6 separate regions of the Homo sapiens genome follow, and regions 1, 2, 3, 4 and 6 are each linked to region 5. Evidence: chromatin loops called from intact Hi-C (ENCODE). Cell type or tissue: endothelial cell of umbilical vein. All regions are shown on one strand. Region 1 overlaps EXOC6 (exocyst complex component 6). Region 2 overlaps EXOC6 (exocyst complex component 6). Region 3 has its middle 8.8 kb from the start of EXOC6. Region 4 has its middle 32 kb from the start of EXOC6. Region 5 holds the start of HHEX (hematopoietically expressed homeobox). Region 6 has its middle 25 kb from the start of EXOC6.

Evidence for each region. Peaks named below come from ENCODE experiments on the same cell type or tissue, not always from the same donor. Only the 100,000 strongest peaks of a DNase experiment are listed, where the experiment ranks them.
Region 1: it touches region 5 in a loop (8-fold over the local background); 9 of 110 quality-filtered maps call a loop at or near these places.
Region 2: a loop joins it to region 5, with 5 times the contacts of the local background. A loop is called at or near these places in 9 of 110 quality-filtered maps.
Region 3: it touches region 5 in a loop (7-fold over the local background); 31 of 110 quality-filtered maps call a loop at or near these places.
Region 4: it touches region 5 in a loop (9-fold over the local background); 25 of 110 quality-filtered maps call a loop at or near these places.
Region 6: a loop joins it to region 5, with 9 times the contacts of the local background. A loop is called at or near these places in 28 of 110 quality-filtered maps.

Annotation. Positions count from the first base shown.
Region 1 is chr10:92,878,202-92,883,201 of GRCh38, reverse strand. All of the region lies in intron 1 of EXOC6 (exocyst complex component 6), which reads right to left. Among named protein-coding and RNA genes, the nearest start is that of EXOC6, 32 kb to the right of the region's middle. In endothelial cell of umbilical vein, a CTCF peak has its summit at 2,737 (motif pointing right); a DNase peak (open chromatin) is centred at 2,741.
Region 2 is chr10:92,870,931-92,875,930 of GRCh38, reverse strand. The region is part of intron 1 of EXOC6 (exocyst complex component 6); the gene reads right to left. Among named protein-coding and RNA genes, the nearest start is that of EXOC6, 25 kb to the right of the region's middle. In endothelial cell of umbilical vein, no CTCF peak of the experiment used is centred here; a DNase peak (open chromatin) is centred at 2,690; H3K27ac peaks cover 2,952 bases.
Region 3 is chr10:92,837,242-92,842,241 of GRCh38, reverse strand. It overlaps a transcript of EXOC6 not described here. Among named protein-coding and RNA genes, the nearest start is that of EXOC6, 8.8 kb to the left of the region's middle. In endothelial cell of umbilical vein, a CTCF peak has its summit at 2,907 (motif pointing left); DNase peaks (open chromatin) are centred at 2,471, 2,691 and 2,931; H3K27ac peaks cover 3,539 bases.
Region 4 is chr10:92,813,605-92,818,604 of GRCh38, reverse strand. No RefSeq gene overlaps it. Among named protein-coding and RNA genes, the nearest start is that of EXOC6, 32 kb to the left of the region's middle. In endothelial cell of umbilical vein, no CTCF peak of the experiment used is centred here; a DNase peak (open chromatin) is centred at 2,374; H3K27ac peaks cover 1,918 bases.
Region 5 is chr10:92,688,962-92,693,961 of GRCh38, reverse strand. It overlaps HHEX (hematopoietically expressed homeobox), which reads right to left and starts at 4,007. Exons shown (of 4, transcript NM_002729.5): 1 at 3,615-4,007; 2 at 1,416-1,594; 3 at 1,210-1,260. The coding sequence starts at 3,975. RefSeq lists an enhancer at 1,889-2,696 and silencers at 3,227-3,376, 3,387-3,466, 3,887-4,206, 4,277-4,516. In endothelial cell of umbilical vein, a CTCF peak has its summit at 4,984 (motif pointing left); DNase peaks (open chromatin) are centred at 2,191, 3,061, 4,091 and 4,821; H3K4me3 peaks cover 4,786 bases; H3K27ac peaks cover 4,244 bases.
Region 6 is chr10:92,821,013-92,826,012 of GRCh38, reverse strand. No RefSeq gene overlaps it. Among named protein-coding and RNA genes, the nearest start is that of EXOC6, 25 kb to the left of the region's middle. RefSeq lists an enhancer at 3,607-3,901. In endothelial cell of umbilical vein, a CTCF peak has its summit at 2,878 (motif pointing left); DNase peaks (open chromatin) are centred at 2,842 and 3,702; H3K27ac peaks cover 2,294 bases.

The DNA of each region.
Region 1 (5,000 bases), 190 kb before region 5:
ATTCACCAAATTCTCCTGCAACAAATTAGTTCACAATTGATTTAAAGCCAAGATTTGAAAACATTTATTTAAACAGAAGCACATGAATTGTTACAGTTCTTTCAGAATAGGACATACATAGGCCCCAATTATGAAAGGGCAGTTATATAGCAAATAGTAAGCTTTCTGAGATGCAGAACGTTGCCCTACATTGCCCAGATAAAGTTATCAGCAGTTTTCTGTGCCTCTCGTATGGATCCTGGAAAGTAGGAGAAGCTACACTGAGACACTCTATTTGTTCCTACCTGAGTGACCATGTTGTTTCTAGTAAATCTTTGTATTCTTTGTTATATAAATTGAGAATCTGATCTAATCTTTCAGTGGAGCAGCCTCTGCAATATCAATTTATAACCCACTTGAAACCCTGAAGTTAGAGTCTGAAGTGAGACTTGAAACACCGCAACTCTCTTCAGTAGCCTCCAGATATACTTAAGAAACCCAAAATTTCAGTAACAACCATGTGAGAAACAATGGGCTAAAATATTATTTAAAGATAGTAGATAAATTATCTTTGAGAGATGGGGTCTTTTTTCATAAAGCCACATGATTTGGAATTATTTTCTTTTAAACAACAAATAGCAAAGACACCACCTCCCAATTTTTTTTTTTTTTTTTTTTGAGACAGAGCCTCACTCATGTTGCCCAGGCTGGAGTGTAGTGGCACGATCTTGGCTCACTGCAACCTCTGCCTCCCAGGTTCAAGCAATTCTCCTGCCTCAGCCTCCCAAATAGCTGGGATTACAGGCACCTGCCATCATGCCTGGCTATTTTTTGTATTTTTAGTAGAGATGGGGTTTCACCATGTTGACCAGGCTGGTCTCGAACTCCTGACCTCAGATGATCCACCTGCTTTGGCCTCCCAAAGTGCTGGGATTACAGCCGTGAGCCACTGTGCCCAACCACCACCTCCTTATCTTAAATGCACAAAAGGTTTGCTCAAAGTAGCCACTCAATCTTGGAATAAAATATTTCTACTATAGTTAGTTAGCAATATGAAATACCAAGAAAAAAACCAATGTAAAAGTATCATATCCAGTACTCTTAACATTTTCCCAACCATTTTATCAAATACAGCAGACATGAATAACAACCTTCCCATAACATTCTCTGATTGTGTTAGTCTGTCCTCATGCTGCTAATAAAGACGTACTCGAGACTGGGTAATTGATAAAGAAAAAGAGGTTTAATGGACTCACAGTTCCACATGTCTTGGGAGGCCTCAGAGAACTTACAATCATGGTGGAAGAAGAGGCCAACGTGTTCTTCTTCACATGGCAGCAGGGAGAAGAAGAATGAGAGCCAAGCAAAGAGGAATGCCCCTTATAAAACCATCAGATCTCGTGAGAACTTACTATCAGGAGAACAGGATGGGAGAAACCACCCCCATGATTCAATATCTCCACCTGGTCCATCTCATGACTATTGGGGATTATGGGAACTATAATTTAAGAAGAGATTTGAGTGGGGACACAGCCAAACCATATCGCTGATACTCTGCAATCCAGAAGCAAATCAGAAACACAACAGCTCCAAGGAAATAATACGTAGGTCAAGAAAAAGGAAGATTCCTTCTACCAATATTAAGCATTGTGTAAGTGCACAAGCAATAGAAACTGAAAATGAAGTGCAGAAAACAGGCATATACACAGGCAACTTTAATACAGAGCACAATTATTCCTTAAATCATTAAAATTTATCTACACTGAACCTATTCTTCAGAGAGGCAAGAAAGTAAATGAAGTAGTATTATGACATAGGTCCAAAATTCTTTGCACATCTTACAATAAGAGGAAGGGTCTACACTCCCTTCCTTTAATCTGGGCAGGCTTGTGACTACTTTCACCAATGGAATATGACAGAAGTGACACTATGTGACTTCAAAGACTAGAAAAGGCCATGCAATATCTACCTGCCTCCTTTAGACACTTAGTCTGGAGAAAGCCATCCACTATGTAAGAAATCTGACTATCCTAAAAATGACAAGCTGGAAAGGCCACATGTAGCCACTCCCAAATGACAGCCACAGCAACTGCCAGCAATGTGGGCGAGCCATCTTGGCTGTCTAGTCCAGTTGAGACTTCAGATTACTTCAGCCCCAGCAGGTAGCTGACAGCAACCAATATCCATTTGACTACAACCACATACGAGACCCCAACCTACAACTGCCCAGCCAAGTCTTTCCTGAATTCCTAAAGAAAAACAAAAAGTTTTCATGTAGAATACAAGTTACTTGGAAATTTGCATAAAATATTTAAAATAGTATTAAACTTAAAATATTTCCCAGGATAATTCCTTTTTTCTCCATTTTTTTCCCTTTTGGCACTAGTCCTTTTTGGTGCTGTCCTAAACTTATTTTCTACCCCTGGATGCCCTTCCCCCTCCATATGCTTCAATACTAATTTTAAACTTCCTTCAAATTTCAGCTCAAGACAGTTCCTTAATGTTAATTTCATAAATAGCTATACTGGATAACCTTCCCATTACCAGAAATTTTCCCATTTTTTTTAACACAAGGTTTATATTACACTATCTTTTATTAATATGTACATCAAATTTACTCTCCCACTACTTGGTGTATATTTTATCTTCTAAGTTCCTTGAGAACTGAAGGTGTCTTCTATTTCTACATTCAATTCACAAGTGCTGTGAGGATATAAATTACAAATCTTAATAAAAAGAACAGGCTCACTAGAGGGCACCCTTTACCAAAAAGTAACCTCTAGAAATCCAAGTACAGTCGGCCCTCTGTATCTGGGGGTTCCGTATCCCTGGATTCAACCAGCCACAGATGGAAAATATTCAAGGAAAAAAAAAATGGGTGGTTGCGTCTATACTAAACATGCATGGACTTTTGTTCTTGCCATTATTCCCTATCCAATACAGTAAACCACTATTTACATGGCATTTACATTGTTATTAGGTATTATACGTAATCTAGAGATGACAAAGTACATGGGAGTATGTGCATAGGTTATATGTAAATACTACACCATTTTATATAAGAGATTTCAACATCCATGGATTTAGGTATCCACACCGGTTCCCGGAAGCAAATCCCCACAAAAACTGGGATGACTGTATTTTCATTTAGTACCACATCAAAATATGATGTGAATCTCATACTCGACCTAATCAACAACTAAGTATTATGAAATAAAAATAAAAATAAGATTTCCCTATTTTTTGAAGTGGTTTTACCCTGTTACCTATTGCTTTAATATAACTGTTTTAAAAAAAATAGCAGAACAGAATCATAAACAGCACAAAAATTATCTGGCAATTCCAGGCTCCTATGGGTAAGTATAAACAACACAGCACAGGATAAACTTTTATACATTACAGAGTGCCTGACATACAACAGGCATTCAAATATTGAAAGAACACATATAATAATTTTACTAAAGAACATCTTAAAATCAGTGTTTGAATTTGCAATAAATATATAAAAGTTACATATATTGAAAACTGATGGGAAATCAGTACTGATGGATAAGATCTATAAGGAATTGAATATCAATCAAATACAAACAAAAACATATTTTACTTGTCTTCTTCATCAGCATTTGAAAATCTACAAAGGATGATTTTTTATGATTTATTCATGTTAGATGTCATATATGAGGATAATACTGAAATTACTGAATGAAAAATAACCTAAAATTTCTAACAGACCTATGAGCTTTTTTTTCTCTTTTAGAGACAGAGTCTCACTCTGTTTCCCAGGCTGGAGTGCAGTGGTGTGATCACAGCTCACTACAGGTTCGACCTCAGGCTCAAGTGATCCTCTCACCTCAGCCTCTCCAGTAGCTATGACCACAGGCGTGCACCACCATGCCCAGCTAATTTTCTTAAAATTCTGTAGAGACACAGTCTCCCTACGTTGCCCAGGCTAGTCTTGAGGGGTCCTCCAGTCTCAGCCTTCCAAAGTGCTGGGATTACAGGTGTGAACAACCACAACTGGCCTCTATGAGCCTTTTAATCTACTTCTAAACTATATAATAACATTAGCATTTTATAGGGGGAAAACATTAAGCAAAGTTAATGCTTAAAAAGATAATTTTTGGCAGTCCTGGAAAAGACAACATTGTATAAAGTATATCCTGAGGTGGAAGCAACAACTTTACTAAACTGCAGAAAATTTTAAAAATGAAAGCCATCTGCAAATATATTTAATTCTAACTTTGAAACAAAGAACCCCCTGAAATACATACATATTTTTAAAGACCTTTTTTAACAAGTGGCCTCAGTTTGTTGATTTCTTTGGAAAAAAGTGATAAGCTCTTATTACAAATTAAAAATGAAGTTCTTAAAAATCTCAACTTGACTAGGTATAAACCAATTTTAAAACCTTTAAGGTAGATTGAGAAAAACCTGGCTTAAAAAAACAACACATTTGTCATTGTTACAGGTAGATAGGCATGGGCAGGGCAGGAGAGGGCTCTCCCCGCCACCCACCAGAAATGTCAGGTGACAGTTTGACAATTATCGCATTATCTCTCTAAAAATGATAATTTGGCACCCCCAGGAAGAAGCAACTTCCTGGGCATGCATGTGTGATAAGAGACAAAAATGGTAAAGTATGATCTTCCAGGGGCGCACTCCACCAAAAAAGGAAAGAAAACATCAGATGGGCACGCGTATCACTCCCTAAACACACTGTGTGTGCTCAATTCCAAAGGGTAAGGAGGGCACTGGGCATGCGGAAAGTCCACCCTAAGGGAAGAATCATGGGAAAAAGGGGAGCCTATAAAGTCCTAGGATCAAGATTAAGGTTCCTTTTTTTGCTGTCTTCTTTTGCCCTTTTTTCTGTCTTGGACCTTCATGTGCCTGCTTGGCATCATTACCAAAAAGAGATGTCCACAGGGACCTTTCTCGCCAAAGACGACCTAGAAAGAACTACAATGAAGAGGATAAGGAAAATCAAGTAGCTGAGACTCAAGATCAGCAGTCACCTCACCATC
Region 2 (5,000 bases), 180 kb before region 5:
TCTGAAATTTTTTTAATGAATATTTACTATTTTTATAATCAAAAAATTGTATTTTTATTTTGATAAAAAAGGGATGAAAATTTCTATATATTATAGTCACTGCTTCACTTAAAAACTATTTAATAGTAATCATTTAATATGTTGAATAACATAACTTTGCTCAATAAATATTCAATATTTAGTACATGTCCACTTTACATAGAAAAACTCAAATTAATGTCAACAATGATTATCCTTTAGTGGGAATAAAAGTGATTTTTTTCTGCTCTCTATTCTTCTATATTTTTTAAGTTTTTCTATAAAGAAAGTTTGTGTTTTTCATTAATTCAGTCCAAAATGATTTACTAAGTCTGTTGTACTCATGGCATTCTGTTATGTAACACAGTAGGAATTCATGAGATATGTATGAAATCACAGGTCTCAGGGGCAATCTAATTAGGGCTATATTCAAAACATACTTATTCATACACAAAGACATACATTTACAAACAACAAAATAATGCTGTGTAGCATTTTCAAAGTCCATGCTATAAGAATCCAGACATATAAAATATATTTGTGTGTGTATCCATGTAGAATGCAGTATTCTAAGATGGAAAAATTTCGTGGAGGAAATAGGAGAATTCAATAATAGGTAATATTTGAATTGGTAGAGAAAGGAGGAGGAGGGTATTCAATTACGGGTAAAGACAGACAGGAAAGAACATGGCATTGTGCATAATTCAAACAGTTTAACTGATATGAAAGATATCTGTTGTTACTGGGAATTTCACTGTAATTCCCATACAGTGATTCTTAATCTTTATTTAGGCTGTGCCTGGGGATAGCATGACTCTCCTCTCTAATTATAATCAAAGTTATAGTTCTCCCTAGGAAAGTGCACAAACACAGCTATAATACCTACCTTCCCTCTGAGAACTGCTACCCATTGACAAGGTTGGACAAGCTGCATAGCCTCTTTCAAAGTACACTGCAACAGGGGTGTACAATCTGATACACTCTCAGGAATTTTAAATTAACTGGAATTCAGATAGTCAGGTATGTGCCTAACATATAAAAGCTATAGGTGGTCATCCTCCACCAAGTACAGAGAGAAGCAGAGAAAGTCAGACTTCACAAAAGGATGAAGACAAAGTCATCAAGGAGAAATAGAAAGAAAGATGGTTGTCCACTTCTTTGTTCCAGTCTTTCAAAAAGTTTGGCTGCCCTAAGATTTTTATAAAATACCTCAGTAACTTTCACCATTTATTTTTTCATTTTTTCTTAAGCTAACTCAAGTTGGTTTGATTACCCACAACTACAAATTTTTTTTAAATCCTGGACAAAGATGCTCACATGGGTGTGCATGTGTGGGGGTGCACACACACACACACATTTCTTACAATTAAAAAAGGTTTACAGACACCTTCATCTGACTAGCACATTAGAGCATATCTTCCCAAATGAATAAGTTATGGGAATACCACAATATTGATCATCTTAGCTCTCAATCTAATTTTCTGTTTGTGTCACAATATAAAGAATGGGAAGCCCTACCACATAATAATCCAGAAATAAGGGTCAAGACATGGTTTACGTTACTAGACTCCTGATGAAAACAGCATGTCAAAGAGGTCACCAGGCTGATGATGATGATGATATGCCATATAAATTTTACACACTTTTAGTTTTTTCACAACACCAACAATATTGTACTGCTAAGTAAAAAACTGAAGTTAAGGTAAGTATCCTAAAATACTGCTGCTTGGTATTCAAACCAATGCTATAGCCTGTAGCTACAGAGTAACTGAGAGTTTCTAGCAACTAAAGAGGAAAAAAATGTATATACATAGAATCCAAATTTCTTTTTTCCTTTTTTCTTTCTTTTTTTTTTTTTCTGTGACATGGTCTTGCTCTGTCGCCTAGGCTGAAGTGCAATGGTGCAATCCCAGCTCACTGCAACCTCTGCCTCCCCGGTTCAAGCAATTCTCCTGCCTCAGCCTCCCAAGTAGCTGGGATTACAAGCATGTACCAACACACCTGGCTAATTTTTTTTATATTTTAGTAGAAATGGGGTTTCACCATGTTGGCCAGGCTGGTCTCAAACTCCTGACCTCAAGTGATCTGCCCACCTCGGCCTCCCAAAGTGCTGGTATTACAGGCATGAGCCACCGTGCCTGGCCCAGAATCCAATTTCTTTCACCACGGAATACTGAAAAATATTTCTTGTTTACATAAAACTCACGTTCTATGTGTTTTTCCATGAAATATTTCATCTAGTTTGCTATATGTGCTCGTAAAATGCTTTATAAAATAATGCCCAGATGCTTCCTCTAATTTATTTGAAGAGATTCTGTCAAAGAATTTGTAATGACAGAATTGATATACTTTAATATGTTTCTTAAAAGATACATTCATATCTTAAAGGATTATATGACCCTTCAAAGCATCAAGAGCAAGCAAAAGCATAAAAATGAAGAACGATTTTCTGTATATTTCTGATGTTGAATTTTACTTGACTTGTTCTCACAAATAGTATCCTGTTTCCACGCACAGAAAAAAGTCTAGTGTCGTGTGTTAGTTAACATTGCCTCCTATAACTAGTGTTGACATTCTGTATTACTGACATTAATACTCACTGTAATTTTGAATAACAGCACAGCACACTGATGATCATTAATGAACATCCTCCATGGTGAAACCTGAATTCATAATCAGCCAGCACAGATTTGCAATAGACTTCCTCCTTCCTGTTTTTACATTCCTGACCAAAGAGGTATCTCTTCCTGTTGACTTTTGGGCATTTGGTAAAATGCAAAAAATGAGAGATGAAAACACCCACTATATTTAATTGTATTTGTCCTCTAGGATAAAATGAATTGCGAAAATAAATTTTAATTCAAAAAGTTTAAACAAGTAGATTAATGAATGCAAATATAGACTGCTTTCCCAGAAAACTTCAGAAAATTAAACAAAAATATCAGACTGACTACAGCAGATCTAATGTGCACTTTGCGTAATAGCTTAAGAGATGAACTATATACTCAACCCAAGTCTTTTACAGGAATCTTAATCTACAGTTAAGAAGAAATTCACTGAAGGGCTGACTTCACAGCAAAACAAAAAGAATACTACTCAATCATAGAAAACAAAACATAAAATTAATTGAGCTTTACACTTATTATTTGTGCATTTATAATTCACTTATGATTTACAATGCTAAAGACTATAAAGTCTATAAATATCTTTATTTTTCAAAATAAAGATGTAACATTAATATTTATATACCCAAAAATTCAAAACCAATCTCATCGAACAGAAACTAAAGGAGATGCAACAAAAAAGAGAAACAAGTTAATAAAAGGGGACTTTAACATATCTCTCTCAATCCAAGAATGATCAGGTGAAAAATAACATGAGGCTTTAGAAGATATAATGAACTTAATTAATAAGGCATGTATGTGTATAAAACTGTGAAGCCTAATAAAAAACCATACACTTTGAAGACCACATAGAATACTCATGAAAACTAACCATATATTAAGCCACTAATAAAACCTCAATTAATTTGAAAGAATAGAATAAAAACAGATTGATCTAACTATAATGTAATAAAAGTAGAAATTAGTAGCAAAATTTAACAAATAAAAAAGACTCTCCATACTTGGAAAGTTATAAAAAACACATAATATAAAAAAACTTTTGGATCAAAGGGGAAATAAATACAGCAGAATTGCTTTAAAAGAGCAATAAGGAAGATATATCAGAACATGTAGAATACACCTAGAGCAATCATCAGTGAAGAAGAACAGCATTAAATAATAACGTCAATAAATGAATTACGTACAAAATGCAAAAAGCTAGGAAAAGAATAAAAGAAATGGAAAGAATCATTAAAAATAAAAGCAGAAAGGAATGAGTTAGAAAACAGAAAATGTATGGAACTACTAAACAGGTTTTTTAAAAAAATCAACAAAACAGGCAAACCACTAGTTAACCAAACAAAAGGGGAAAACAATGACTGAAATTACAAATACACAAAATTTAAATTTAAATACAAAAAATACTAAAATTAGGACTGACAAGTGGGATATAACCATTGAAAGAGAAGAAATTATTATTTTATTATTTTATTTATTTTTTTTAGACGGAATCTCACTCTGTCACCCAGGCTGGAGTACAGTGGCACAATTTCAGCTCACTGCAACCTCTGACTCCCTGGTTCAAACCGATTCTCCTGCCTCAGCCTCCTGAGTAGCTGGGATTACAGGCATGCACCACCACGCCCAGCTAATTTTTGTATTTTTAGTAGAGACAGGGTTTCATCACGTTGGCCAGGCTGGTCTCGATCTCCTAGACTCAAGTGATCCTCCAGCCTTGGCCTCCCAAAGTGCTGGGATTACAGGCGTGAGCCACTGCAACTGGCCTATGATTTTTTTTTTTTTTTTTTTTTGAGACAGGGTCTTGTTCTGTCACCCAGGCAGGAGTGCAGGAACACAATCACAGCTCACTCCAGCCCCAACCTCCCACCTCAGCCTCCCAATTAGCTAAGACCACAGGTGTCCAGCTAATCTGGTTTTTGTTTGTTGTAGATACTGGGTCTCCCTATGTCACGCAGGCTGGTCTCAAACTCCTGGGCTCAAGTGATCCTCCCACCTCAGCCTCCCAAAGCGCTGGGATTATAGGCATGAGTCACCGTGCTAGGCTGAAATCTTATTTTTAGTAACATTACACAAGTCTACTCAAATAAATTTGATAAACTTGAAGAAATGATAATTTTTCAAAAGAACACAATTTATTGACCCTCAAGAGAGAAAGTCTAAAACAGACCAATTATCACAAAAGAAACAGAGAAAAGAGTTAAAAGACTCCTCTACCAAAAGCACCAGATCCATTGATTTTCACAGGGGTAATTCTGAGAAACTTTTAAAAATAGATAACATCAGCTGGGCATGGTGGCTCACACCTGTAATCCTAGCACTTTGGGAGGCCAAGGTGGTTGGATCACGAGGTCAGCAGAT
Region 3 (5,000 bases), 150 kb before region 5:
GATTACAGGCGTGCACCACCACACTCGGCTAATTTTTGTATTTTTAGTAGAGACAGGGTTTCACCATGTTGGCCAGGCTGGTCTCGAACTCCTAACCTCATGATCTGCCTGCCTCGGCCTCCCAAAGTGGTGGGATTCCAGGCGTGAGCCACTGCACCCGGCCTGGTTTTTATTCTTCATAGCACTTATTAACACTTTTTTTTTTGGTGTATTTCTGGCTCTTTTCACTAAAATACAAGCTCCCTGTGAGCATGGACTTTCCAGATCTTGATCTTGCTGTATCAACGGCACCCAGACCACTGCCTGTCACATTGTAAATGTGCCATTATTATTTATTTACTAAATGAATGAGTGAATGAGCATTTGCTATGAGACATTACATTTCATTAATACATTTCATGCCTAATTCAACTAATCCTTTCAACAGCTCTATTAGTAATTATAAAGGCAGAATTTGAACCCATATCCTTCTGGTTCCAAAACCCATTCACTTAACCACTAAATAAGCAAAACTGTCCCCCTGGTTGGAATATTTGGCTCCTAAACATAAAAATGTTTTTAAAGTTTTATCTAGTGTTGCAATAAACATCACATAGCTAATGATATCACTTAAATGTCCAGCAAAAATTGGGTAACTGTATAGCCGAGTCTCATAAGACATTCCAGGCTTTTTGGAGGTGCAACAGATGCAGCAAGCCTCTGTCACAGTTAGGCCCAAATTTATTTCTGAACAATTTCTCTGGACTCCATTTTTATGTAGAACGCTATACTATTCTCATTAGAGATTAAATCAGGTCATGATATTGCATTAGTATAAAATATAAGCATTAGTGAATGTGATTTTTCAAATTGACACCTCTCTCCCCTGCATATAATGCAACCAAAATAAAATTTACATTACTGTAAGCCAGGCACAGAAATGCAAATACTGCATGATCTCACTTATATGTAGAATCTAAAAAAGTTGAACTCAGAGAAGTCGAGAGTTGAATGGTAGTTACCAGAGGCTGAGGAGAGACATAGATGGGAAAAGGAAAGATGTTAATCAAAGATGTTAATCAAAGTTTCAGCTGGACGGGAGAAATAAGCTTTGGTGATCTACTGCACAGAATGGTGGCTATAATTAATAATAATAATATACTGCGTATTTCAAAATTGCTCAAAGTAGATTTTAAGTGTTCTCACCACAAAAAGTATGTAAGGTGATAGATATAATAATTAGCTTGATTTAATCATTCTACACTGTAAACAGACAGTGAAACGTCACGTTATACCCTATAAATAGGCTGGGTATGGTGGCACACACCTGTAATCCCAGCACTTTGGGAGGCCAAGGCAGGCGGATTTCTGGAGTTCAGAAGTTCAAGACCAGCCTGGACAACATGGCGAAACCTCGTCTCTACAAAAAATACAAAAACTAGCCAGGCATGGTGGCACACACCTGTGGTTCCAGCTACTCAAGAGGCTGAGATGGGTGGATTGCTTGAGCCCAAGAGGCCACTTGAGCCAAGACTGTGCCACTGTATTCAAGCCTGACTGACAAGAGACAGACCCTGTCTCAAAAAAAAAAAAAAGTTCTACACTCTAAATATATGCGATTATTATTTGTCAAATTAAAAAAAGTTTTAAAAAATTTACATAACTCAATATTTCACACCTGCTCAGAATTTCAAGGTGTTATGCATGATTGTTTACTTCAGGACTCTAAAGTATGTATTTATTAAGTCATACTAGAATATCCATCCCAAATGGAAACTAGACAATAATAGTCAACACTAATATTTATTATTTACTCTGTGCCAGCCAACTATTATGCTAAGCACCCTATAGACACTAATTATTTGAGATAGGTTTTATCATAATCCCCACTTTATAGTTTCAGAAACTAAGGCCAAAATCATACAAGTAGTAAATGTTCAGTCCAGATTAAAATCTAGACCTTTGATCTTAATGAATATACTTGATAAAATAAGATTTAATACAAATCTTACATTTATAAAGATATAAATAGCAAGAACATTCTAGAACATCCACAGTTAAATTTAACTACTTATTTTTTGTTTTAGTATGTCATTCTAAGATTTTATAGTATATACAGTTTAGGGTTTTTTTTTTTAATGTTTTCTTTCCTTTCCTAAAAGCACGTTATCTTTATTCCTAAAAACATTAAAGTCAAAGAAATATGATATCCTGTTTGCTCTTAAACTGATAAAACTTCATGGTCAGCTTTTGGAAAAGTGCCTGAGAGAGTCTGTGAATACAAGTGTAAAACAATTATGTTATCATAAAACAATTACAAAAATTTCTTCTGGTACGTCATCTTGTACAATTCCCTTTTCCTCCTATTTTTCCCAGCCCTCTGCAGGGCCTTCTTTAGACATCCACCCCCGCCCCACAGCCCCCCACCTTTCTACCTCCCACTAACTTTGCAGTACCCTACAATGTGTCCATGATTTTATCATCTCAGGCTCAGCTACAGCCACAAAACATGCTGTGACTTCTGAACCCAAGTCGGTTCAGACATTGTGACCTCAGGACCTGTTCTAAGGGGCTAACAACACACCTGCAGGACCCCAAGGGGCATCACGAGCCCCAGGCTACATCCAGGTCTGAGTCAGTATCCAGGGGAGCAGGTCTGATGGGTGATGCCTGACAGCAGGAAGTTCTAGTGTGAATATGGTAAATAAATGTTATGAACACTGCTACTACCCTATCCTAGGACCATACTACCGTCACTAATTTATCAGGATCATCCTCAATATGAAGATTCAGGCAACCATTCCCAATGCATTGAATCGATATGCTACTTGAAACCTATTGACCATCCTTGTGCAAGGAATTTGATAATACTGAGTAAAACAGGGACTAATGTTGTTTCCTCGAACATGGCCCCGGACAGCCATTAAGTCTCCCAGGGACAGTCACGCCCCCTAGCGGAAGGAGCTGGCAAGGAGCCAGGCACATCTACACCAGATGGAGAGGCTACAGTGAAAATCAGGAAACCTAAACAGAATGAGAACATCCAGTGGAAATTAGCCTGTGGTTGCAAGCAATGAAAACAATGATGCCCAGGGCAAAAAGATTAGGGCAGCAAAACTAGTTGCAGACTTTACCTGCCCGTAAGTTTCAGCCTACCAATATTCTGCAAGCTAGGGGATTTTTTTTTTTTTTAGAGGAGTCTCACTCTGTCGCCCGGGCCAGAGTGCAGTGGCCCGATCTCGGCTTACAGCAACCTCCGCCTCCCAGGTTCAAGTGATTCTCCCGCTTCAGCCTCCCAAGTAGCTGGGACTACAGACGTGCACCACTACGACTGGCTAATTTTTGTATTTTTCAGTAGAGATGAGGTTTTGCCATGTTGGTCAGGCTGGTCTTGAACTCTTGACCTCAAGTGAGCTGGCCTTAGCCTCCCAAAGTGCTGGGATTACAGGTGTGAGCCACCGTGCCTGGCCTAGGTAGGGGATTTTGAATGGCCAAAGCTAAACCATGCTGGGACAACACAGGCACTGACAGTAGGCCTTCCTTTACATTTCTCCCTTTTTTCTTAAGTTCAGTCGCCATCTGCATGGCTAACATCAAATTCTACTTTTCCACCGTGGTATTTTCTTCCCCAATTCAAACTCTATAGTTGGCTGAGATGGCTTTAATGGATGTTTCATTGGCAATGCAAATAAACCTTGGGAAAAGTATAGAGTCTCAGCTCTCTCCTGAAACTATCTTTCCTTCAAACTTAATGCTATGGGCCTTAAACACCATTTCACACACAAAATGAAAACAAATGCAAGACCTCAGAATCATCTGATTCTTGTCCACTCTTTCAAAAAGAGGGCCAAAGGAGCCAACACAAGGGCTCATTGGGAAAGTCAGGCAGGAAACGAGCTGGACCATCTGGAAGAAGCTTGTCCTGGGAGTAGCCATGTATAAAGTCAGGAGGTGGGAAGAACACAGCCTGGTGGGGTGAAAGGCATTATAGGCCATTGACAATGACTCTTGGTCGCCACAACCCACTCATGACGTCTGAGACAGAGGAGACTTGTTTTCCCAGATGATGTGTGGGAATGAGTATGCGGGAAGGTTTGAATGCTCTGCAAAAGAAGTGCCGTTCAGTTACCCTTGAATTACACTGGTAGAAACCATCTCTTGAGTCCTGAGTCACTGAGCTCTCTGAGCTCACCTTTTTAGGGGAGCAAACTCCACCTGGCCCAGATATGAACTCTGACCTCAAATAGGCCACCTCAGGTTGCCTACCTGCAAAACAAGGTGGGCAGGGAAAGGAAGCTAACAGAGTTCAGGATTTTACAGCAGAAAATATTTGCCAAAGCAATGCCTTTTTTCTGTGACAGGGAAAAACACGTAGGTAAACGCTTCAGTATTCTCTCTACCTCAATTCCCAGGTGTAAGCTTTTCCCTGGGAATGTTTCTCTCTTGCATTTCCAGTCCCAGTATCCTAACCTTTCTCTCACTGTTCATTCCGGGGCCTCAAGGCAGGGCCTTCAGCTGCCTCCAGCCAAACTCCTTTTCCACCCTCTCAACCCTTATAGCTTATAGTTTTCTTTTGGTTTTGGTTTTGGTTTGTGTTTGGAGACAGGGTCTTACTCTTGTCACTCAGGCTGGGGTGCAGTGGCATGATCACAGCTCGCCGCAGTCTTGACTTCCTGGGCTCAAGTGAGCCTCCCCCTTTGGCCTCCCGAGTAGCTGAGACTACAGGCACAAGCCACCAACTAATTTTAAAAAGTGTTTTATAGGGACAGGGTCTCACTATGTTGCTTCAGCTGGTCTTCAACTGGCCTCAAGCGATCTCCCACCTCAGCCTCCCAAAGTGCTAGGATTACAGGCATGAGCCACTGCATGTAGCCAGAGCTTGACGTTTTAAAATACTTCCTCCTCCTTCTCTTCTTTGCTGAAATGATGACATTCTTGCTGGACTGCCTCTTTTCACTTTTATTAGAAAGGTAAGTATTTTCGTCACCATTAGCCCATGAGCTCGTATGAATCACATTCTT
Region 4 (5,000 bases), 120 kb before region 5:
CTGCCCCCATAGAAGCCGTGATGAGAAAGCCTCATTTCACATCACAATGTAGCTTTCCTTCCATACCAGGTGATGAACAAAATGGGTCCAGCTATGTGGTCAGGTCTCAGAATCAAGGGAGGCTTCTGTGTAGTGTAGCAGTTATATTCAAAGACTCTAGAGTCAGACTGCTTGGGTTCAAATCCTACCTCTGCTATTTATTAGTGATGTGGCCTTGGGTACTTTTCTATACCCGGAGTTTTCTTCTCTACGTAATAGACAAGCTCCTGTCTCATAAGTTTGTTGGGAGATTAAATTAAGTAATGAAAATAAGGTCTTCAGAATAGTGCCAGGAAAGTAATTAACCCTATAGAAGCGTTAGTATTATGCCATAATGAGGAAAGTTATTATGTACCACTGAAGATAATTATTTTAATTAACTGATTTCTATTTTTTGGTCTGGTGAAAAGGATTGTTCCTCTACATCTTTTCAAATGGACACATGTGGATATTTCTCTGATGTTCAATGATCAGTTTCCAAAAGATAAGTTGCCCATGAAAATGCTAGGTGACCACAATGTTCACCTGTTTATTATAAAGTTATTTCCAATGTACTGTTCTTAAGTTTGTTATGTGCTCATTCATCATTTTACAAAGACTATAGATTTAAGGACCTTCCATGTGCCAAGCCTTTGAGAAGCCAACAGGTCAGTGGAGAAATTTCTTTTTTATTCCAAATTAACTTGTCGGGGGCGTGAGGTCTTGGACTGAGAATGTGCACCCTATACCCAGGGTGGCTTGCACACCTACTGCAAGAATCCATCTCTGGACCTTAGAGTCAGGATCTGAACACAGATCTGCCTAACTCTAGAGCTCAGAACCACTATGTGATAGGCCTCCCTGGCTCATTGGTGCTTCACAATCCAGGACCATCCCTTTTGACCTGACTCCTAGAACTTTCCATCCGGCATGCAACCCAGGAATAACCGCCTATTTGGTCTGCCCAGGCTCCTGGAGCTTATTCATGGGGCGAAGAAAAATGAGCCTTGACTCCTAGGAAAGTAATGCAAATAAAAAGGACTGGATTAAACACTCCTTTAGTGTTTCCTATTCTGCTTCAACATTCCCCAATCATCACTAAAGAAGGACTGTACCATGGATAAAGGGGGAAGCTGCTATTTTCTTGTGGTCTTTATTCATATCCCCCGGCTTCTCATTCTCAGCCTCCTTTCCAAGTTCCTTTTCATCTGTTTGTCTTCTAAATGTAGTTGTTTCCCATGATTCTGTCCTCAACTCTCCCTTCCTCTTACTTTAGGGTCCTGTGTGTTCATCTTCCACTTGTGTGTTGATGAGTCTCAAATCTAGATCTCCAACTGCACTTCTCCCCTAAGCGCCAAACTTCATTTTTAACACCTACATTACATCTCCACCAGAATATCCTATCCCATCATCATGTCCAAAATTGAACTCATTAACTTCCCTCTCCTCCCACTGTAAGTCAATTTCCATGCATCAAACACCCACCTACTAATAATGATAATATCCCCACACAGGTATTCCCAACCTGCTCTTTCTCTCCAGGTCAATCTCTACCTAGCTCTTCTTCATTAGCTCTGACCTGGGTACCTCTGGGCATTTGTAGATGCTGTTCCTTTCATCTGGAATGCACTTCCGTCTGTCTACCTGGTAAACAGATTTCTATATGTTCTTCAAGATTCAACACAGACAGCCCCCTCTTCAAAACCACTCTAGGTCCTGAATGGTACATCTCATAGGACATAATTTGGATAGGACATATATGCTTTATTTCCAATATTAAACTGAATTCTTTGAAGACCACTTTTGGGTGTTATTCACTTCTGTAGTTCTCAGAGCACTTAGTACAGGACCTCCTACAGAAAAGTTTTCAATAAATGTTTGCTGGAATAATTAATCAATGTAGTAAATAATTAATAAAGTAGTCAATAACTCATAAGGTAGTAAAATGGAACCAGTATGCTTGAGTGGTGATTTATTTCTTCCTCCACCCATTCTTTGTCTTCAAATTTCCCATTGCCTACTGTCACTTTTCTGGATTGGTCACCACTCAGAAATTTTGATGTTGTAAATAGTTTATCTTACAAAATTTTTGGAGTTAATTTGGTTTATAAGGCCTGACACAATCTGGCCCCTTACAAGGACAGCTATTGTAGAGTAGAAACTGAGAGAATGACTAATGTGAATTCCTTCATTTCAAACACACTATGATAAAAAGAAAAGTTTCCATTTATACCACATTTTACAGGGTTATGGTTCAATAGGTGATCTGTATGCTTCCTTTTGACTTCCAAACACATGTGTTCCTTTGTTTCTCAGGAAGTAATCATCATGTAGCCATGGAAATCAATGAGTGCAAAGGAAATGTTGCAGGGGAATAATGAAGCCAACTAACTCGGCTCCACAAAGTTGGTCACATCCTAAAACAATTAAAATACATCCAAAAGCCCCTAGAGGAAGTGTTGATCAGTGCTTGGTATTTTGACAATAACTTGTACAGTATGTGAAAGCATTTCAAAAATTCTAAAGCATTTATGAAATGCAACATATTATCAAGATGAATGAACAAATATTTATTGAGTGACTACTATGAACTAGGTACTTTTGCATATATGCCCTCATTTTATTTCAACAGCCCTATGGAATAGCTGGTTTTGGTATTATTTCCATTCTATCAATTTTTTAAAAATACTAAGACTCTCAGAGGTTAAATGACTTGTCTAGTAAGTGAAAGAGACAACACTTGAAGGAATATGTTCTTTCCATCAATCAGAATTCATCTTAAAGATGAATTATGACCAGATCCATGGCCTAAATCTCAAGAGGGACCCAACACAGTACAAACCACCTCCCAACCAGCTTTCCATACTGGTAAATAAGACTCAACTGTTTCTCTCTCTGCTTAACTAGGCTTGCAATTTATATCCTTGGAGGCAGGTTTGTGATTTGGAGGTTTAAAACTTTATCTCAATAACAGGAAAGATCAGGACCATACATTTTTTGAAGTCATTTATAAGGCATCAACATCATATTAGTCAAATTCTGACACAGTGGACAATCCCATTATTCTCCTTTTCTTTTGGAAGAGTTTGTAATGTTTAAATATTCATAAAGATCCAAAGTTTGTATTATACAGAAATTTGTCTTAAGATGATGTTTCAGTGGAAGGAATTGAGAGTAGTAACTGCTTTAACCTTTATTTAGAGTCTTAAAGTAATGGAGCTTACCTTTGGTGAAAACCTATGGACTCAGTCTCGTTATTTTGTAAGCCATACCTTATATTTAATGCAAATTATATTATTAAGTTTCTCATGCAAAAGAGTCCAGATAAGGACTAGGGCAGTCTAAACCTGGTATGGTAGCTCCACAAAGTCATCAGACACCCAGACTGCTTCTACTTTTCTGCTTTCTAGCTTTAGCAAGTGACTTCCATTCTCAAGGTCATCTCAGGATACAAAAACACTGCTGCAGATCCAGCCACCAAGCCCCCAGTCCAGGCAGCAGGAAGGAGGCTGGGGAAGGACAAAAAGGATGTGGACCAGCTGTGTGTCCCCCTTACATAAGGGTTTTCCGGGAAGTTCAATCCGGCTACTTCTGCTTTTATCTCATTGGTCAGGGCTTAGTCACATGGCCAAACCTACCTGCACATGATGTTGGGAAAGATAGTCTTTATCTGGTCTAAAGAAGAAAGAATGGGGGAATGGATATAGGGGAGGTATCCACAATTGCAACCATAAAAGATGAAGCAGAGGGACAGAAAAGCCCACATAAAAGATCAAAGTCTTCAAAATAGAAGAATAATTGGGTCTGAATCTCATGTCTGCTATTTATCAGAGGTAGCCAGATCAGGGAGACCAGCTAGAAGGGGATTTGGACCAGGGTGGTAGTGATGGACATGGGGAAAGGTGGTCAGATTCTGAATATGTTTTGAAGGTAGAGCCAACAGGATTTGCTAATGGATTAGAATGCGAGGTCTGAGAGAAAGAGAAATCCAGGGTGACACCAAATTTTTTTGTTATTGTTTAAGCAGCTGGAAGAATAGAGTTGTTCACTTACTGAGAAAAAGAGAACACGGTGGGAGGAGCAGGTTCAGAATGGGAGTGGAAGGAGATCAGAGGCTCAGATGTTTATTAGACATTCAAATGGAGACGTTGAGTTGGAAGGTGGACATAGAGTCTGGAGCACAAGGAGGTGGTACAAACTGGAGATATATACATTTAGAAGCAAGCAATACATAGATAGTATTTAAATCCCTGAGACTGAATGAAATCATTAAAGTAGTATGTGCAGATGAAAAACGGAAGAGCTCCAAACAATAAGCCCTGGGGCACTCCACTGTTGTGGATGGCTAAGTGTTAACCAGCAGGCAGTGTTAACCATAAGCTGGCTAAGCGGGAGAACAGGAATGCATGTTCTCATTTAGGGCACAGACAGCCCAGGAAAACTGAAAGAACCCGACAAGAAGATGAGAAGCAGTGAGGTGGAAGGAAAACCAGGAGTGTGGTGGAAGCCATGTGGAAGAAGTCTTTATGAGCAGGGAGTCACTGTTTTAAATGCTGCTGATAGGTCAAATAAGACCACTACATTTGCTACGTTTGCCTTTTAAGAGTAATTTCAGTGGGTGGTGGGGGTAAAAGGAGAAGAAATAAGAGGAGAATTGGAGATAACAAGTAGATACAACTATTTTGCGGAATTTTGCTATAAAAGGAAAGAGAGAAATGGGGGTTGGGGTGTGTAGTAAGCTAGAAGGGAAAGTGGGACCAAGAGATGAGATTTTTTTTTATGATGAGAGATGCTTATATGGTACTGGGAAAAAAGGCAGAAAGTGACAATGCAGGGGAGTGAAGGGAGGATTGCCTGCAGCACTGTCCTTGACTTTGTAGGCAAGGGAGGGAAGGGGGTAGGGTTCTAGTGTGTAAGTGGAAGTGATGGTCTTTAAAAAGAGCATGGAGAGTTCTTCCACGGAAACAGAAGAGAAGGAAGAG
Region 5 (5,000 bases):
CAACTGAGAAGGTAGACAATTAGCTACAATTTACTTAAAATCTGGGGCAAATTTCTGGGAAATATCCCCATATTACATAGAAACCACTATTTTTAAGGTCTCTGGTAAACTAGAGTCAAGCCTTTGACCAAGAACTATTAAGTATATAAGCTAGTGAATTTTTAATCCTATACTTGTCTAAAATGCATATAAATACTACATAGAAATATTACAACATCTATTTGTTATATAGTTGCAAGCCTTATAGTCTCAACAAATAGATGCACACGGTCAGAAATTGAGAGTGGATCTGCAAATATTTAAATCACATTACAGTAATGAAGTTATGGGAATTTTATTTTCTATTTCAAAATATTCTTTGGGACACTTTCTTTTTAATGAAAAAGTAATGATCAATAAATTTTAAAATCCACTTTGCTTTAAATTTCTCCACTCATTGTTTCAAAGTATTTATTATAAACCGTATATACAATGACAAGTGAACAATTCAGCAATTATCAGATAACTTTGGAGAGTATATCCAGATTAGGACATCAAAAATGAATGTTTAGCTTTAAGTCAATAGACCTTCTTTTAAAAACTAAATTAGCCTTTACTTTTTATCACATATTGCGAAACAAGGTCACTGGAAGAAAGACTGTCAGAAAGTTTAAGCTACTTTCCAAACAGGCTTGAATATTTTCTTACAAGTTTTATATTTCATTTTAAGAGCTGGCATTAGATAGAAAATAATTTTTAAACTCCCTGACATTTAATTCTTCTAAAAAACAGTGCAAACAAGACTTAAAGGTGTTTGTTTCTTTATATTTACCCTTGAGTTCTGCCTGGTTTTATTATGGCTGTGTAAATAAAAGAAACAATTTTCTCCCAAAGATAACTGCTTAAGTCATTTACTGTCAATTACTTTATCTTTCCTGCGTTAATTAGATAAACAACATATGGGATTTATAAAACAATTAGCTGGGAGTTTTACTAGCCAGTGTGTGAAAACCCAAGCATAATTGATATAGGAACCCCATTAGGTGCTTTTAGCATTACTGCCACCTGAGCAACTCATCCTGAATTTCAGCAGGACTATTTGTCTTTTTAATCAAGGTGAAGAGGTTAAATAGTCTCTTAAATGACTTTTGCATACAACCCATAACAGCCTTGCACTGAGATAACGTGATAAAAATATTTATTTCCATAGAAACAGAACCATGTCCATACCTGTTTTAGTCTCCTCCATTTAGCGCGTCGATTCTGAAACCAGGTTTTGACCTACAGGAAAGAGAGAAAGAAAACTTGCAACGAGCCCGCGTCGGGACGTGCCAGAGGGCAGGGTGGCTCCTCGCCTCTCTCTCGGTGGCCCGGCGACCCCTACCCCAGAAGCCTTCCCTTCCCCGGAGGCGGCCCCAGGCCCCCCGCGAGCTCACCTGTCTCTCGCTGAGCTGCAGCATCTTGGCCAGACGCTTCCTCTCGGGCGGAGAGAGATATTTCTGCGTCTCGAATTTCTTCTCCAGCTCGATGGTCTGGTCGTTGGAGAATCTCACCTGGCCGCCTTTCCTTTTATGCAGAGGCCTCTGCAAGAAGGGGCTCCAGAGTAGAGGTTTGCCTGCGAGCGGGAAGAGCGGCGCTCACCCACTGCCCTGGAGCGGCCTGGCCAGACCCCAGAGCTGTCGGGCCCCAGGGATGACAAAGGTAGGCCAGGAGGCCACCCAACCAGACACATTCACATACACCCACCGGCACGTGGACCTAACACGTTCCCACCGACACACAAACATACCCAAAGTCACACACTGACACCGCAGATGCACACAGCCTTGTACACACACAGACAGACACACAGCCGTCACACCTAGAACTAAATCCAGACATACCTTTAACCCCAAAAAGAATGGGCACTACCGGCTGGGCTTACAATACCACGACCCTCTTTCCCCAGTGGCTCTCGGATTTATACATAACTTTTTGCCCCCTTGGATCTCCCTTGGTGAGCCGCACTTGCGAACACCGGGTGTGTGCGTGTTGGGGAGGAGCGGGGCTGCTGCACCGACAAGGCCTGGCTGCGCGGGAAGCGCTCGGGCCCGGACACCCGCATTAGGTTGCGCGAGGAGCCTCCAATCCTGGCCGGGGGAGCCGCGGCCTCCTCTGATTTCACACCCAGCCCGCGGGGGCGGCCAGTTAAAGCCACCCCATGGGCTATGGCAACATTTCCGTCAATGTGTTTCCTGTTGGTCTAGCTCGAAAAACTCTTTGCTTCCTCCTGCGCGGTCCCAGCAGTAACCCAAGGAAACTCAGGGCGCACTGTGAAAACGTTAGCCCCCAGGCCCGGCCCGGCTGAGGGTCCCGCTCCAGCCCCGACAGGCGACCACAGCCAGGCTCGGGCCGCATCATCAAACCCTCGAGGCTGGAATCAGACAGACAGGATAACAACTCAAAAACATAAAAAGATGAACTAAAAATACAATCCCCCTCCCCTGTTAACGGTGAGAAGGTAAGGTAAAGGGCTGAGCTAGAGCCCGCGCCGTAATAATGGAGACATTAAAATGCTAATTAAGACGTTAATTGTTTTCAGGGTCCCTACTGAAGCTTCCAATAACAGAGTTCATTTAAAACTCTAGAGGCGCCCCGTTTCCTTATTTACCCTAGGGCTCCAGACCTCGAAGGCGCCAAGGGTCACCCACAGCGCGGACCACGGGCGGCTTATTTGTTAGGCCGCACATTGAGGGGACAAGCCCCGAAGTTCTGGAATATATGCCCTATGTGTCCCTGCTTCCCTTCCTAACTGGCGACCAGGAGCTGCTGCTTCCTACTCCCAAAGTAGTGTCGGTCGGTCCGTCCGTCCGTCTGCAGGCCTGCACCTCAACGCTTTGAAAGCTAGCATTGTTTTTTCGAGATTTTGCTTGCGTCAGGCTTCAGACTGGTGCAAAACAGCCTCGAAAAAAAATAGGAAGCAACTGGTTATTTTAGCTGCCATAAAGTCACATCCCACACAGAGGAAATGAACAATATCAGAAAAACGGATCCCGGCTATCAGAAGTCGAGTGTTTCCTGAATTTGTCTGTATTGAGGATGTCGATAAAATAATCAGCAGCGTGCACTACTCCGGGGGAAGGGTCTGCTTCATGCAGCCAGGAAAACACTTAACAGCTTCTGAAACCAGATTTACTCCTATCGAGAACTCAAGATTTCCTGTATGAACGGAAAGGGTCAGGCTCTTTCACTGCACAAGCCTGTTGAACCAGGTCCAGCCCCGTAGCCACCCGGGCCCGGCTGCGATCCCTGCCCCACGGGGGCCGGCCAGGGGCGCCTCGACGCCCCTTTCCCCGTCCCTCCCGCTAAGGGAGCCCCACCCCGGGTAACACGCGCGGTCCACGGCTGCCCTCGCCGCGAGGTCTACCGCCGGCCCGCGCGCCCCGACGCCTGCAAGGTGCAGGAAAACCAATCTGAGTCACGGTGCGGTCAGCCCCGGCCGCGCGCCTCCCGTCCCCGCGCGTGCCCGACAGCTGCTTTTCCATCGCTTTTGCCACAGCCGTCTACCGCCTGCCCCCTTCGCCCCCTCGGCCTCCCGGGCGCTGCCACCTGCCGGGTGGCGCTTCCTCGCCCCCACCCTCGCCCGGCCGCCTTACCCAGGGGGTCGTGGCGGAGCAGGGCGTGCGTGTAGTCGTTCACCGTCCGCGGGAAGGGGTACAGAGGGCCCCCGAAGCCGCCGGGTCCGTAGGCAGCGGCCAGCGCGGCGGCGGAGTGGTGCGAGAAGGCTGGATGGATCGGCGTGGGCTCGTACACCGGGGTCCGGTAGGGGGACACGAGGCTGGTGAAGGAGGAGTTGGGGGACGGCAGCGTGGGGGCGGGCGTGGGCGCGGCGGGCCCGCGGCCCAGGATGTCCTCGATGTAAAAGGGCGTCGGGTGTGCGGGTTGCAGCAGCGGCGTGGGCGCGTACAGCGGCACCCCCACGGCGCCCGCCGCCGGCCCGGGGTGCGGGTACTGCATGGCTCCGCCGCGCTCCGGCCCCTCGCAGAGCTGCTGGCCCGCGCCGCGGCGCTACATTTATCCGCGCTCCGCGCTCCCGGCGATAGGCTCCGCCGGCCGCGGGGTGGGGCCGCGCTCGCTGGCCCCTTCCTGCCGCCGGGCCCTGCGGCCAATGGCGCGGGGCCCCAAGAGCAGCCGCCCGCCCCCACCCCGGCCCGCCCCGCCGGCCAAGCTCCCCGCCCCCGGGACGCGCTTGCTACCAGGCTCCGGGGAACTGGCGCCCTGGTGCCCCGCCGCGGCTGTCGCCCCTGGGGACTCCAGGCACCCCGGCCGAGGACGCCCTCGAGGGAAGCCCTGGGCCGCGTCCGTCGGGGGAGGCGCGAGGAAGACCGCCTTCTGGAGTGCGGGCTCCAGCGGCCCTGTCCGCGGCCCCGAGGCACCTCTGCCGAAATTCGGGGGCGCCGTCCAGGCCTGGGCCCGGGGTGGCAGCAGCTGTTTCCAGGCGGGGAGCAGCGGGACTCGGCGGGAGCAGAGGCCGCTGGCCTAAGACGCCTCCTCGGTGGGTGCGCTCCCTGGATTAACAGTGGCGCTGGCTGTCACACCGGCCGTTTCCCGAGCTCAGAGCGGGACAGTGCCCTGGGTTCCTAGGGCTGCTCGGCGGCCCTTAGCTGCGGCCCGGCGGGATTCGGATGGCTGGAGTTCAGGTGCTGCGGACTCTTGGCCGCTCCACCTGGTTTCATTTGGAGGCCTCGGACTCAAGCCACTTCCGCGAGGATGCTGGCAGAAGCCGCTGCGAGCAGCAATCAAGGGGAGGCCCGGGTCCTACAGCGCCGGGCAGAGGCTGTGCAGTCTTCAATCCAGTGGGGGCCGCTCCGTGTCTTTTCTGCTGGCTCTTGAGGGTCGCAGCTGTGCGCAGTCTGGCTCTCTGGTTTTGCACGTGTTTTCTATTGAAGCAGTCCGTACTGCTGGCCCGTATGGCCTCGGCTCTGTGCGGCTCCACTCGCCTCCGGGGCAAGGGGGCATTTTCTTGATTGACGCCCTCCTGC
Region 6 (5,000 bases), 130 kb before region 5:
TCTGGAGATCTGTTGCATGACAATGTGAATATCCTTAACACTACTGATCTGTACGCTGAAAAATGGTTACCATGATTTTTTAAAAACAGAGGGGCTTAGAAGAGAAGAAGAGTATCCAGAGGAGGGGTCATTGGAACTGTGAACTGGAAAGTGGATACCATTTGGATATTCCAGGGTGGTGAAAAAACTCATAGGCAAGTCCTATGCAAAGAAGTTGGTGGGAACAGGGACCGCTAATGTGGAGAGAGGACATGGCCAGGGAAGTGAAAGTATGGCCAGGGTGGTGAGCATGGGGCTGCTTGCCTGAGAAAAGGGTGGAGACAGATAGGTAAGCAGAGAGTTGGGCCCTTATTGTTGTTTTGCTCCTACAGAAGCTAACACCATGGCTGGCACAACATAGGTGTTCGATAAATATTTGCCTAACAAATAATCTGGACACAGGAACAGAGTGGTTTGTAAGTAAAGAGCAACCAATAAATATTTAATTATGATATCACAGAGTTTGTCTTGCAAATGCTATCTAAAATAAAATAGTTAAAAGTTGTTTTCATTGTATCAGTAGTAGTATTTCAACATTAGGAAATCTTTCAAGATATTCAGTTAAGTTCTAAAACTATAGCATTGTTATTTTCAGCAGAGTTACAATAAAACAGTTTGTTATTAAAAAGTTAGTTTTGTGTTTTGTGTTTTGAGACAGTTTCGTTCTTGTCGCCCAGACTGGAGTGCAGTGGCACGACCTCAGCTTATTACAACCTCGGCCTCCTGGGTTCAAGCAATTCTCCTGCCTCAGGTTCTGGAGTAGCTGGAATTACAGGCACCCACCACCACACCCAGCTAATTTTTTAATTTGTAGTAGAGATGGGGTTTCTCCATGTTGGCCAGGCTGGTCTTGAACTCCTGACCTCAGGTGATCCGCCCTCTTCAGCCTCCCAAATTGCTGGGATTAGACACATGAGCCACCACACCCGGCTAGAAAGTTAGCATTTTAAGAAAAATCTGTGGCATTAAAAATTGTGATTCTACAGAGCCATTATATATTTTCCATATCATCTTTTAAAAATTCAGGATATAATATTTCATAACAAAAATGGTTTGATCTTTCAACGGATCTGTGATTTCTCAGTAAATTATATTCCTACTATTCCTTAAATAATAAAATTTCTAAGTAATAGGAAAATAGTTGGCTGGGCACAGTGGCTCATGCCTGTAATCTCAGCACTTTGTGGGGCCAGTCAGAAGGATCGCTTGAGGCCAGGAGTTTGAGACTGGCCTGGGCAACATAGCTAGACCCCATCTCTACAAAAAAACTTTTTTAAAATAAATTAAAAATTAAATTTTTAAATTAAAAAAGTTTTAAAAAATCTATTCAAAATCTCTGATACGACTTACCTCATTTTTCTGTTTATAAAATCCTAGAGGTCATGGTATTTCTATGAATATTAGAATGTTACTACTGGTCTAATCCACCTGCTCCTTGGAACATGCCATGGTTTTGTACATTTCTGAGCCTTTATACGTGTTACTTCCTTTATCTAGAATGCATTTCCCAAACTAGTTTTCCTGTCTCTAACAGGGGGATAATAATAGTGTCACCTTCCTCAAATGGTGGTTGTGATGATTACACGACTTCTAAGCATTTGTTAGGTAAAGTATTTAGGAGAGGGTTTGACACATAATGAGCATCAATAAGTGTCAGTTATTACCATTATCTTACAAGACTTTGTTCAAATGCCACTTATTTTGTAATTTGCTGCTATCTCCCATAAATCTTTTGAACATGTCTTTACTGAAGTTCTTATCCCTTAATACTGTTGTTTTGTTATATATTTGTCCACCTTGCTGGGCCATGTGCTATGCAAAGGCAAGGCATGTGCCTCATGCTTCTTTAGATTCAAGGCATCTAGATGATGTTAGGTATGTAGTGGGCATGTACTGAATGGAAGTACTTCCAAGTGAATGGAAGACTTAAGTAGGAATGATAAAGACACTGATGAATCAAAACAAGTATGAGTACTCTAGCCTAGGCAACAAGAGCGGAACTCCGTCTCAAAAAAAAAAGAAGAAAAGAGAAAAGAAATCACTAAAGATCTTGCCGTCTTCTCTCTAGTATCTTTAGCAACTGTTCTACTCAAAACAAGTATGAGGAATGTTTACTACTTCATTAAACTGGTGTTTTTCTAATTTGACAAGGAAATTCTAGACTAATTGTTTTAATTAACTATAATTATTCTTTTTCTTTTTCTTTTTTTTTTTTTTTTTTTTTTTTTGAGACGGAGTCTCGCTCTGTCGCCCAGGCCGGACTGCGGACTGCAGTGGCGCAATCTCGGCTCACTGCAAGCTCCGCTTCCCGGGTTCACGCCATTCTCCTGCCTCAGCCTCCCGAGTAGCTGGGACTACAGGCGCCCGCCACCGCGCCCGGCTAATTTTTTGTATTTTTAGTAGAGACGGGGTTTCACCTTGTTAGCCAGGATGGTCTCGATCTCCTGACCTCATGATCCACCCGCCTCGGCCTCCCAAAGTGCTGGGATTACAGGCGTGAGCCACCGCGCCCGGCCTCTTTTTCTTTATCTTCATGCAAATCTAGGTGTTTTTTTAAGAGAAGGCTCAAAATCTCTTCCATCTTCGTTTCTCTGGGTTCTGAATAAAAATAATTGCTATAGTAGAAACTTCACCAAATAAATACTTGGTAAACCTTATACCTCTTCAGTTTGTTACGTTAGGGTCTTCTGATTGAATAATTTACAGCTGCTTTTGTTGGTCTTTTCTCAGACATAAATCTTAAAACGTTTGCATCCTGGCCAATACAGAATCAACACAGTGCTAGAGTCGTAGAGCTAGATTATGGTGCTACCTAGTGGTCAATTTTTGGCACATACGTCATTGAAACTGTCTCATGCTCTTGCACGTTTTCATTCTATTTTTTTATACTGACAATTGTAAAATGTCATTAGAAATCACTAAAGATCGGCCAGGCACGGTGGCTCAAGCCTATAATTCCAGCACTCTGGGAGGCCGAGGTGGGCAGATCACGAGGTCAAGAGGTAGAGACCATCCTGGCCAACATGGTGAAACCCGTCTTCACTGAAAATACAAAAAATTAGCTGGGCATGGTGGCGGGCGCCTGTAGTCCCAGTTACTTGGGAGGCTGAGGCAGGAGAATCGCCTGAACCCCAGAGCCGGAGGTTGCAATGAGCTGAGATCGCGCCACTGTACTCTAGCCTGGGCAATGAGAGTGAAACTCTGTCTCAAAAAAAAAAGAAAAAAGAAAAGAAAAGAGAAAAGAAATCACTAAAGATCTTGCTCTCTTCTCTCTAGTATCTTTAGCAACTGTTCTATGTGTCATTTCTCTTCCATTCACCTAGTTTGCATCTCTTCAACGAATAGAGAATTTAAAGGCATACTTCAAGACCTGTCAGATACCCTTTTCTCCCACAGGAAACTGGAACTTTTACAGGCAGAATTCATGACACCAGCTTCTTTGGGCCATGCTACCACACGCCCCCTCTGACTCCAGGCAGATCTCAAAGGCTGCCCATGACAAAGGCACGCCCCTTTGCACACATTCTTCTAAACAATCATTCCCTTTCCCTCTTTTGAAACCAAACAATTCCTTCAAAAACACAGTTTCAGGCATAAAATAGGAAATAGTACTAAACAAACGGAAATATTTTGCTTTAAATACTGAAGCCATTTGTTTACATTAAGAAATAGTTTGCATTCAAAGCCCATAAATGAAAAGAATCATGAATCATCCATCACAAGGGGACTTTATAGATAAGAAATAAGCTCTGGCCTGAACAATTGTATGAAGTATGAACAACTCTTCTCTGGGAGTTTTTGCTGAGTCATTTTTCAGGAAGTGGGCTGTCCAGGGAGATTTCTACGGAGGAACAATCGACAATATTTTCATATTAATAACCTCCAGTTGCTTTATTGTTCTCGAAACTTTTGTTAATGAGTATTTTCCTGTTCGGTGAAAAAAACATTAATCAAAAGACAAAGCCTAATCTGATTTATTTGTATGTGTTTGGGGTTCTTTTCTTCTATAAGTGATGTTAAATATATTTAACTAAGAGTTAGCTAATTGCAAACCTAATTGTCTTCATTAACTGAGTATAATCTCAGGAAATATTTTGTCCTGAACTTTATTTTTAAATATATGTGCAATAACAGGTTTTGGAGGGATGGTAAATACAGGCTGATACAGTTTGGATATTTGTCCCCACCCAAATCTCGGGTGGAAATATAATCCCCAGTGTTCAAGCTGGGGCCTGGTGGGAGGTGTTTGGGTCATGGGGACAGATCTCTCATAGCCTGGTGCTGTCCTCACCATAGTAAGTAAGTTCTGATGAGATCTGGTTTTTTAAAAGAGTGTGGCACCTCCTGGACTTGCTCCTGCTGCCACCATGTGAGATGCCTTCTTCCCTTCACCTTCTGATTGTAAGCATCCTGAGGCCTCCCAACAAGCTGAGCAGAAGCCCCGCCATGCTGCCATGCTTCCTGTACAGCCTGCAAAACCATGAGCCAATTCAACCTCTTTACTTTATACATTACCCAGCCTTGGGTATTTTTTTTGTTTTTTGTTTTTTGTTTTGAGACAGAGTCTCACTCTGCCACCCAGGCTGGAGTACAATGGCATGATCTCAGCTCACTGCAACTCCACCTTTCAGGTTCAGGCAATTCTTGTGCCTCGGCCTCCCAAATAGCTGGAATTACAGGCACCTGCCACCATGCCCAGCTAATTTTTGTATTTTTAGTAGAGATGGGGTTTTGCCATATTGGCCAGGCTGGTCTCAAACTCCTGACCTCAAGTGATCTGCCTGTCTCAGCCTCTCAAACTGTTCGAATTAAGGCGTGAATCACCATGCCCAGCTTTCAGGTATTTCTTTCTTTCTTTTTTTTTAAGGCAGAGTCTCACACTGTCACCCGGGCTGGAGTGCAGTGAGGCGATCTCGGCTCACTGCAATCTCCACCTCCCAGGTTCAAACAATTCTCCCTTA